2 separate regions of the Mus musculus genome follow, and region 1 is linked to region 2. A link is a contact called in ENCODE Hi-C or POLR2A ChIA-PET data. All regions are on one chromosome and are shown on one strand. Each heading gives the region's core, a stretch centred on a gene start or an enhancer-like site at or near the end of the contact. The rest is flanking DNA. Distances are from core to core; before and after follow the strand shown.

What was found. Hi-C counts contacts between places; a loop is a spot of excess contacts on that map. ChIA-PET counts read pairs that join two places held with the same protein, here RNA polymerase II (POLR2A).
Region 1: a map of v-Abl transformed pro-B cells shows a loop between it and region 2 (2.5-fold over the local background). The contact joins the promoter of Erlin2 here to the promoter of Eif4ebp1 in region 2. A Hi-C loop is called at or near these places in 1 of 37 maps with a recorded cell type or tissue (v-Abl transformed pro-B cells). POLR2A ChIA-PET finds 5 or more read pairs at or near these places in 1 of 5 experiments (Patski).

The regions. Positions count from the first base shown.
Region 1 is chr8:27,022,270-27,025,788 of GRCm38, reverse strand. It overlaps Erlin2 (ER lipid raft associated 2), which reads right to left and starts at 1,970. Exons shown (of 12, transcript NM_153592.3): 1 at 1,883-1,970; 2 at 611-732. The coding sequence starts at 717.
Region 2 is chr8:27,258,774-27,262,550 of GRCm38, reverse strand. It overlaps Eif4ebp1 (eukaryotic translation initiation factor 4E binding protein 1), which reads right to left and starts at 2,224. Exons shown (of 3, transcript NM_007918.3): 1 at 2,001-2,224. The coding sequence starts at 2,142.

The DNA of each region.
Region 1 (3,519 bases), core at 721-3,220, 240 kb after region 2:
AGCTACATAGCGAGACCCTGTCTCAGAGGGGGTGGTGGTGGTGTCATATAGGCTTACAGCAAGGGCTGGGGGTATATTTAGTGGTAGGGCAATTACCCAGCATGCATTAGCCTGTGACTCTGATCCTCAGCACCACAAACCAAACAATTAGTCACGCAAATTCCCCTTCTAAAACCTACAATGAAAACCTTGGTCACAAAAGCCACTGGAAAGAAAGTAATTCGAGATCATTTAGGAGTCATTCCCCGAAAGCTGCCCTGATACAAATCATCCTTAGAGCCTTTACATTTTTTTTGAAACATTCACTTTAAAACAGTCTCTCAAGTTAGCAGAGTACACTTCTCAAGTTGCCATCAAGCACTGGGACTGTGCCAACTTTTGGAGAAGCAGCCTTGCAGGGTGGAGACAAGATTCTTCAGGTGATGAAAGAGAAAACTATGTCAAGAGATGATCTTGGAAGAGCAATGGTTCCTTCAGATTTTGCTTTTAAACCCACAAATTCATATCAGCAGCACCTTAAAATACTAAAGGCAGTTTTAAGTTTATAGACTTAAATAAAGACACGCGTGCACCTTATAAGCGGTGAGGGAGCCATCTGTCTCTGCCTTACCTGTAATATACTCCAATATGTCCCTCTTCTATCTTGTGCACAGCTGAGAAGAGAGATGCACAAAAGAAACTGGAAGCCACGGCCACAACAGCTCCCAACTGAGCCATCAGTGAACCTGTATCCTAGAGAGAAGATATGGGACAATGTGTAGCCTGACGTACAGGAGAGCCACCAAGCTGAAGCTCACGTAAAGTGATTCTGGGGCAGCCTGCTGTAACACACACACACTACTTGCCAGATCTACAACTCACTGTGTCCTTGTTCTCAGTCAACATTCCGTTCCTTAACTGTGGAAGTATAATTCCCATTGAAGCAAGGGGGCATTAGCTCCAGAAACAGCTATACCTAAGAGAGATTTGGTGCCATTTGGGCAAGGTTCAAAACACAGCCTTCTCTCCCCTTCACGTTAACATGTTGTCAACAGAGCCATTTATACTTGTAAGGAAGAGAGGCAGCTGCAGGGTGCTGGCCCAAATTACAGAGGATGTCAAATGACAGGCAGCTGTGGCTATGTATTTCTGGTCAGAGCCTCCTACTTCTAATTGCCTGCCATTTCGAAGGAAACCACCAGTCATTCCCTTAGGACCCTGAGGGGGGGAAGAGAGAGAGGGAGGGAGGGAGAGAGAGAAGAGCAAGCAACTGAGTTCCGACGTAGGATTCTCTCTCTGATCTGTCCTCCACCTTCTCTGTTGTTCCTTTGGACTTAAACGGGACAGATCTCTATGTAAAACTGTAACACATTCTCCCATATCCTTTGCCCCCGCAAGCCCCATGGTTATAGGAAACTGGAAATGTCTCAGGCTGGAGACTCTGGACTACTCCGAAGTGAGGGTGGGGTGGGGTGGGGTGGGATGTCCCCAAATGTCCAGGGTCCCAGATGCCACAGAGTTACATGTAGACACTCATTTCCTGAACCCTGAAGGATCTGGAAAACACTACAGTGACGGACGTGCACACCGGGCACAGGGCACGGAGTCCACCTCTCAGGTCTGACTAATTTACTTATTTTTTACCGTAGCGGCCTTCAGCTACCGAGCAGCAGGAGTGTCCTCTCTGCAAATGTCCTCACTACCACCCCAAAGCCACCTCTTGCCCTTTCCCCGCCCTCCTCCGCGAGGCAGACACGGCCGAGAGCTTCCGCTCGGACCCGTGGGCAGGGGACTGGACTCCCGGGTGGGCGAGCTGAGGGGGCTCAGGACGTCAGCTCCAGCCGCGCCCACCCCCCGAGCCTCAGCGATGCCGAGCGTGCACGGAGGGGCGGCGGCCGCGTACCAGGCTGTCCCTCCAGGCGCTCCGTACACAGCCGAACCCCCGTGCAACCGTAGAAACCGCCACACCCCTCAGCACCCTACTTCCTTCCGGGCCAGTCGCTTCGATGACGCCATCAGTCCGCGCGCGCGCAAAAAATAAAAAAAATAAATAAATAAAAAGAAGACCCCGCCCACACCACACCCCTGTGCTCGTCCGGCCGCTCCGCCCCCTCGCGCTGCGAGCCGCAGTGTTCGGCGGTGGCGCCAGGGGACGCTCGCGAGCTGGCACACTGGCTGCGCACCTAGGCTTGCGGGTTTTAGGATGCCCAGGGCTGGCAGAGCGGGCTCCGGACACCAAGGCTCTGGTATCACCTTCCGAGGCGCTGGCTTCGGAGGTTGCTAGAGATTCTCCTTCGCTTCAAGTCCGAGCTGGATTTCTTTTCTTCTTCCGGAGCCGGGATCAATGCGATGCAGCGTTCTTGTCCTTCTGCTCGCTTCTTTTCCTGCTGCATTAGCCGAAGGAAACTTTCAAAGGTGCAGATTATGACGTCGCCAGTCAACAGTCCTACTCTGAGTTGCCCTTTATACTTTTCTGAGAGCTTTGTTTGGCCTTGAGGTCCCCACAGCAACATAAAGTAATTAACAAGGAATTATTGTTCCGATTTTTAATGAACGGATTCTGAAATCTGTGAGTGCTGAGGTCAACAGCAGTTGTTGAAAACTTAGCATTTCCTTAATAGTTCGGGCTTCCTGTCTTGCTTAACACATGCCATGGTGAGCTTTTGTCTGTCATCTGCACCCCCCCCCCCCCGGGGGGGTATAGCAGACCAGGAAGAAAACGTTTTTCCTAGCCTAAAGCCCTCACATGACCTCACCCTGCCATAGCGTTACCTTTGGACATTCATACTGGGCCTTTTCTCCGTTTTGTCCTGGGGCTGGAACTAAGGGCTTTATGGCTGTCCTCTATCCCCAATCTGCTTCTTTAGCAGGAAATTTCTAAACCGGCCACTGCAGTCATTTTGTTTGCAGGCCAGGAAGTGCCCACTTTAACTCCTGCTTTTAGTACATGAAAAGGCTTTTCCGTACAGTAGATGGCCAGTGGTCAATGTCCGACGATTTTAGGACTCAGGAAAAGAAGAGTAAAGGAACCCCTTTGTCTTCTCCCAAAAGCCAAGGCACTGAAACTGAATTCAAAGTTCCGGGAAGCCAGATGTTTGGTGACAGCAGAAGAAAAGCAGCTGCCCCCAATCCCAGACACCCAGTGGCTGCAGAAGAAGACAACAGACCAAGTAGTTTCAAAACAGCTTGTCTAAGGGACCCAGCAAACTCCCCATTCTGCCCCTAAAGATCCCCCTCCCACTTCCCGATTCTTAGCTACAAAACCTGAGGCTTGAAGCATGTGACCTGCCTTCTCCTGGACTCTGGTTCCTGAGTGACTGGGTCCTGTGCCCTGGTCAGAGTGTGGTCCAAACTAGACAATCTACCTCTCCGACAATAAATAAAGCCTCCCACAGCTGTTTGAGGTCATCTGGAGTCTCAGTGTTTGTTTCTCCTTACAAACAACTCTTACATATTCTTACATGTTGGTACCAGAGCCCTTTCTTCACCTCTCTCCTATCCCCAAACTCCAGTCTCTCACCTTTCTTTCCCTCCCAAGCA
Region 2 (3,777 bases), core at 975-3,474:
GATGGATTTGCAGAGAATAGATGAGAGCAAAGAGAAATAGCCCAAAGGGTATTCAACAGCTGTTAACCCCGGAATTACCAACACTCAGTAAGGTGAGGCAGGAGGATCTCTGTGTAGCCCTGGCTCTCCCGTAACTCACCCTGTAGACCTCTGCACTCGGATTCCGTATCTCGTTGGGGTGCTAAGTGATGAGAAACATTCTGGAGCAAATGGGTCAAGCTTCTGCCCTTTAGCAGAGGCGACCTGGAATGAATGGCCTTTGGGAAAAGATCCCACTCCTTAAATTAACTGGCTTTGGCAGAAACAAGCAAGTCTTTCCTCGAGCTATGGACTGTGTGACACACAAACAACAACAACAGCAACAAAAATCTGACAAGGGCCAGCTGGCTTTGGGGACCTGACACTGCTTTCTTTCAGTTAAGAAGCAAATGCTACACTCTAAGGAAACCCCTTCCTCTTCAAAGACAACGGGAACTACCTGGTCTGCCAACGGACACTTCGCAGACCACAGTGAGAAGTGGATCAGAGTGCATTACAAACAGTACTGGCTATTGCTACCCAGCTAACCTGTTCATCCAGAAAGGGACGGGCAAGAGAGAAAATAAACGTTTCCCAGAGCCTTTAGGTCTGTATCGGTGCCTATAAAAAATAAAAATAAAAAATACACCCTGATTCACACCTCGCCTAAAAGGACTCAACTCTCTGTGAAACTTTGTGCTCAACACAAAGTTCTGCGAAAAGACAAAGGGGCAACAGCGTGAACTAAAAAGTGGCCAGCGGGGTTGAAGAACTCCAGTAACGGGAGGCCAGAAGCCTGCAGAAAACTTTTCCTTTGGGCCGTTTCTAATAAGAGGGAGCCGGCTTTCTCCCCCTGCCCTGCTTGCTACTTCTTGCTGAGTGTAGGAACTCAGCATGACGATGCACAACAGACACGTGCTCAAGCAGCGAGGCCTTGGTGCTGTGTCCTGAAGATCACAGAACCCAGTGGACACTGACTGAGCTCCAAGATCCCTTCATCGGTGCCTTGGTTCTGGGATCTGGCTGTGCTCCCTGGTGCAGGGACAGCTGCCCGAGAAAATAGGCATGTGGCCCGGCTGCGCCAGCAGTAGCCCAAGGTTCATCACCGCGCCAGGATTCCTCTTGTTTTTGAGTTGTAAGAGGAGTAGTTGGGGGAGGAGACCGGGGAGGGGAGAAGCGCAAAAGTGGGTGGGAGCGGCGCGAGGATTGGGAGGGAAGTAGTGAGCCACGAGGATTTCATCATGCAAACAGGCGGGTAGGTTTCATCAGCGTCTATACTGGGGCTCCAGGGCAAGCTGGGAATGCCTGGTTCCCGGAGGCCGGCCCCCACCCGCGCCAACTCAGCTTCCTCTTCCTCATCCTCCGCCACTTGGGCCAGTTCAACGCTGTGCCCTGCCCCCCAGGCCCGAGGAACGTGTTGTTCTGCACTACACCAGACGCCGCCCCTGCAGGAATCTCTCTCTTAACACAAGCCACAGGTGGCAGAGAAGCACCCTCAGCGTCCAGCCTCCATTAATGAGCGAGTGTCCAAAGCAAAGAGGGCTGCCTCCGGAAAGGTTAAAAAAAAAAAAAGTGTGCAGGCGTCACTTATTCCAAGGGAGATCAACTAAACTTAATCTCCAGGCCAGCCTCTTTCCCTGATCTTGTCCCACCCCAAACTGCCCTGACACCCACAGAGGTCGCCCTTAAGCACATGGTGGTCCTGGCAGAGTGCCTATCTGTATGCTCAGGGCACTCTGCCGTATCTCCCAGGAAAAGGCTAATAATGCAGGCAGTTTGCAGCCGGGTTCCAGACCACGCTCCACCACACCCAGAAGGCGAGCAACCGAGACGGTGACCCTTCTGCTTTCCCGACGCCCCTCGTCCGTTCTGGCCAGCTACCGAACCCCTCGAATGCCGCCCTCCCCGTCGCACGTGAGACTCCGGATCCCGACGTATCCTCCAGCCCCCCGAGGTCGCCCGTGACCCCGGCCAGCGCCTACCTCCCGGGGTGGTGCTGAAGAGCGTGCCGCCCGGAGTGGTGCTGTAGTCCCCGGGCGGGAGCTGCACGCCATCGCCGAGGGCTACGCGGCGAGTGGGGATGGCCCGGCTGGGAGTCTGGCTGCAGCTGCTGCCCGCCGACATGTCTCCTGCACGCCGCCCACGACCCTCCAGCAACCCCGCGGCACCTCGGCCCAGCCCTTCTCGTGCCCGGCCCGCCCCTTCCGCCTGGGCTCCACGCCCCCTGAGACTTGCGGTCCGCCCGGCCCCACCCAGCCCCAGCCCGCTGCCTGCAAGTGGTTCCCCAGCTGCTGACCTAGGCAGCTTCTGTCCTCTCCAGTGCAGGAACCCCAGTGTGGGCCCCTTGGGTTCCCTGGTTCCTCCCCGAGACTCTGGGAAGATCTAGGTAGGGATGACGGTGGCAGAACTCTCCGATTTGGTGGCAGCGTCTCAGCGCACCAGACCGCCTGCTTTCTATATTAGGATGTGACCTCTCGATCCCAGGCCGATCCTCAGAGAAGAAAGGGTGGGCTGATCCTTCGCCATTCTTAACGTTTCTACAGCTTTTACAGTTTTACAGTTTTTAGGAGTCAGAGCAGCGGCTGCACAGCGCACATTCCTGGACTTGGAAGGAGTAGTGGAAGAGTAAGAGGGACCTAGCCAGCCAGCTAGGAACCGAATATAAATCTGATGAGGAATGGGCAGGATCGAAGCTCTGCGTACTGTGGGCTGGGAGGATTAGAGTTAACCGGTCAAAGATCCGCATAGTACTTGGACTGGGTTCCACTCCAGCACTTTGTCTGGTAGTCACTAGGGAGGGAAGGGAAAATGCATGTCCAATCGGTTACAGTGTCTGTGTCAATCAATCTCCATATGGTAGGAAATGCCTATAATCCCGACCGTGAGGAGGCTGAAGCCCTAGGAGGATCCCAAGTTGACAGCCGAGGGAGGGCCAGAACCCTGTTCTCACTGTTGTCCGGGCTGGCCTGAGAGAACACACTGGGCCACCTTCCTCCCTTTGGGAGAAGCATGTTGAAAGGGGTTTTGCTTTTTGCCTTGTTTGGTTGTTCTAGAGGCCCCAGATTTCCTGGAACTACGATTTCAGGGAAGGGCCTGTTTATAAAGTCCAACATCCAAGTTCAGCATTCAAGTGGTCCACACTTGTCCCAGCAATGAGGAGACTGAAGCAGGAGGATTCTAGCCTGTGCTACCCAGCAAAACCCTGTCTCAGACACAGAAAGAAGAGAGAGAGACTTAAGCTGGGCATGCTAGCTCAGAGAAACTGAGACAGGAGCATTACAGAAAAGCTGAGGGCAGACATGGTTGTGGCGAGTTTGATGCACAGCCTGGGCCAGACATGTTAAGACGCTGTCTTAAACCGTGAAAGAGAGAGAGAAAAAAAAACACGGGGAAGGGGAAGCTTGGAACACAGCTCACTTGGTAGACAGTTTACCACGTATACACTAAGTCCACGGTTAAATCCGAAGCATCAACATAAAAACTGAACGTGGTGGCACTTTGTAAGCTTATAATCCTAGAACTCGGGAAGGGAAGGTTGGGGGATCAGCACTCGGGAGGCAGAGGCAGGCAGATTTCTGAGTTCGAGGCCAGCCTGGTCTACAAAGTGAGTTCCAGGACTGCCAGAGCTACACAGAGAAACCCTGTCTCAAAAAAACAAAAACAAAAAAACAAAAACAAAAACAAAAAAAAAACAAAAAAAAATTGGCCAAGCCAAGCCCAGTGGCTCTCTCTTACAGCTGCCTACAGACCCAAATAAGA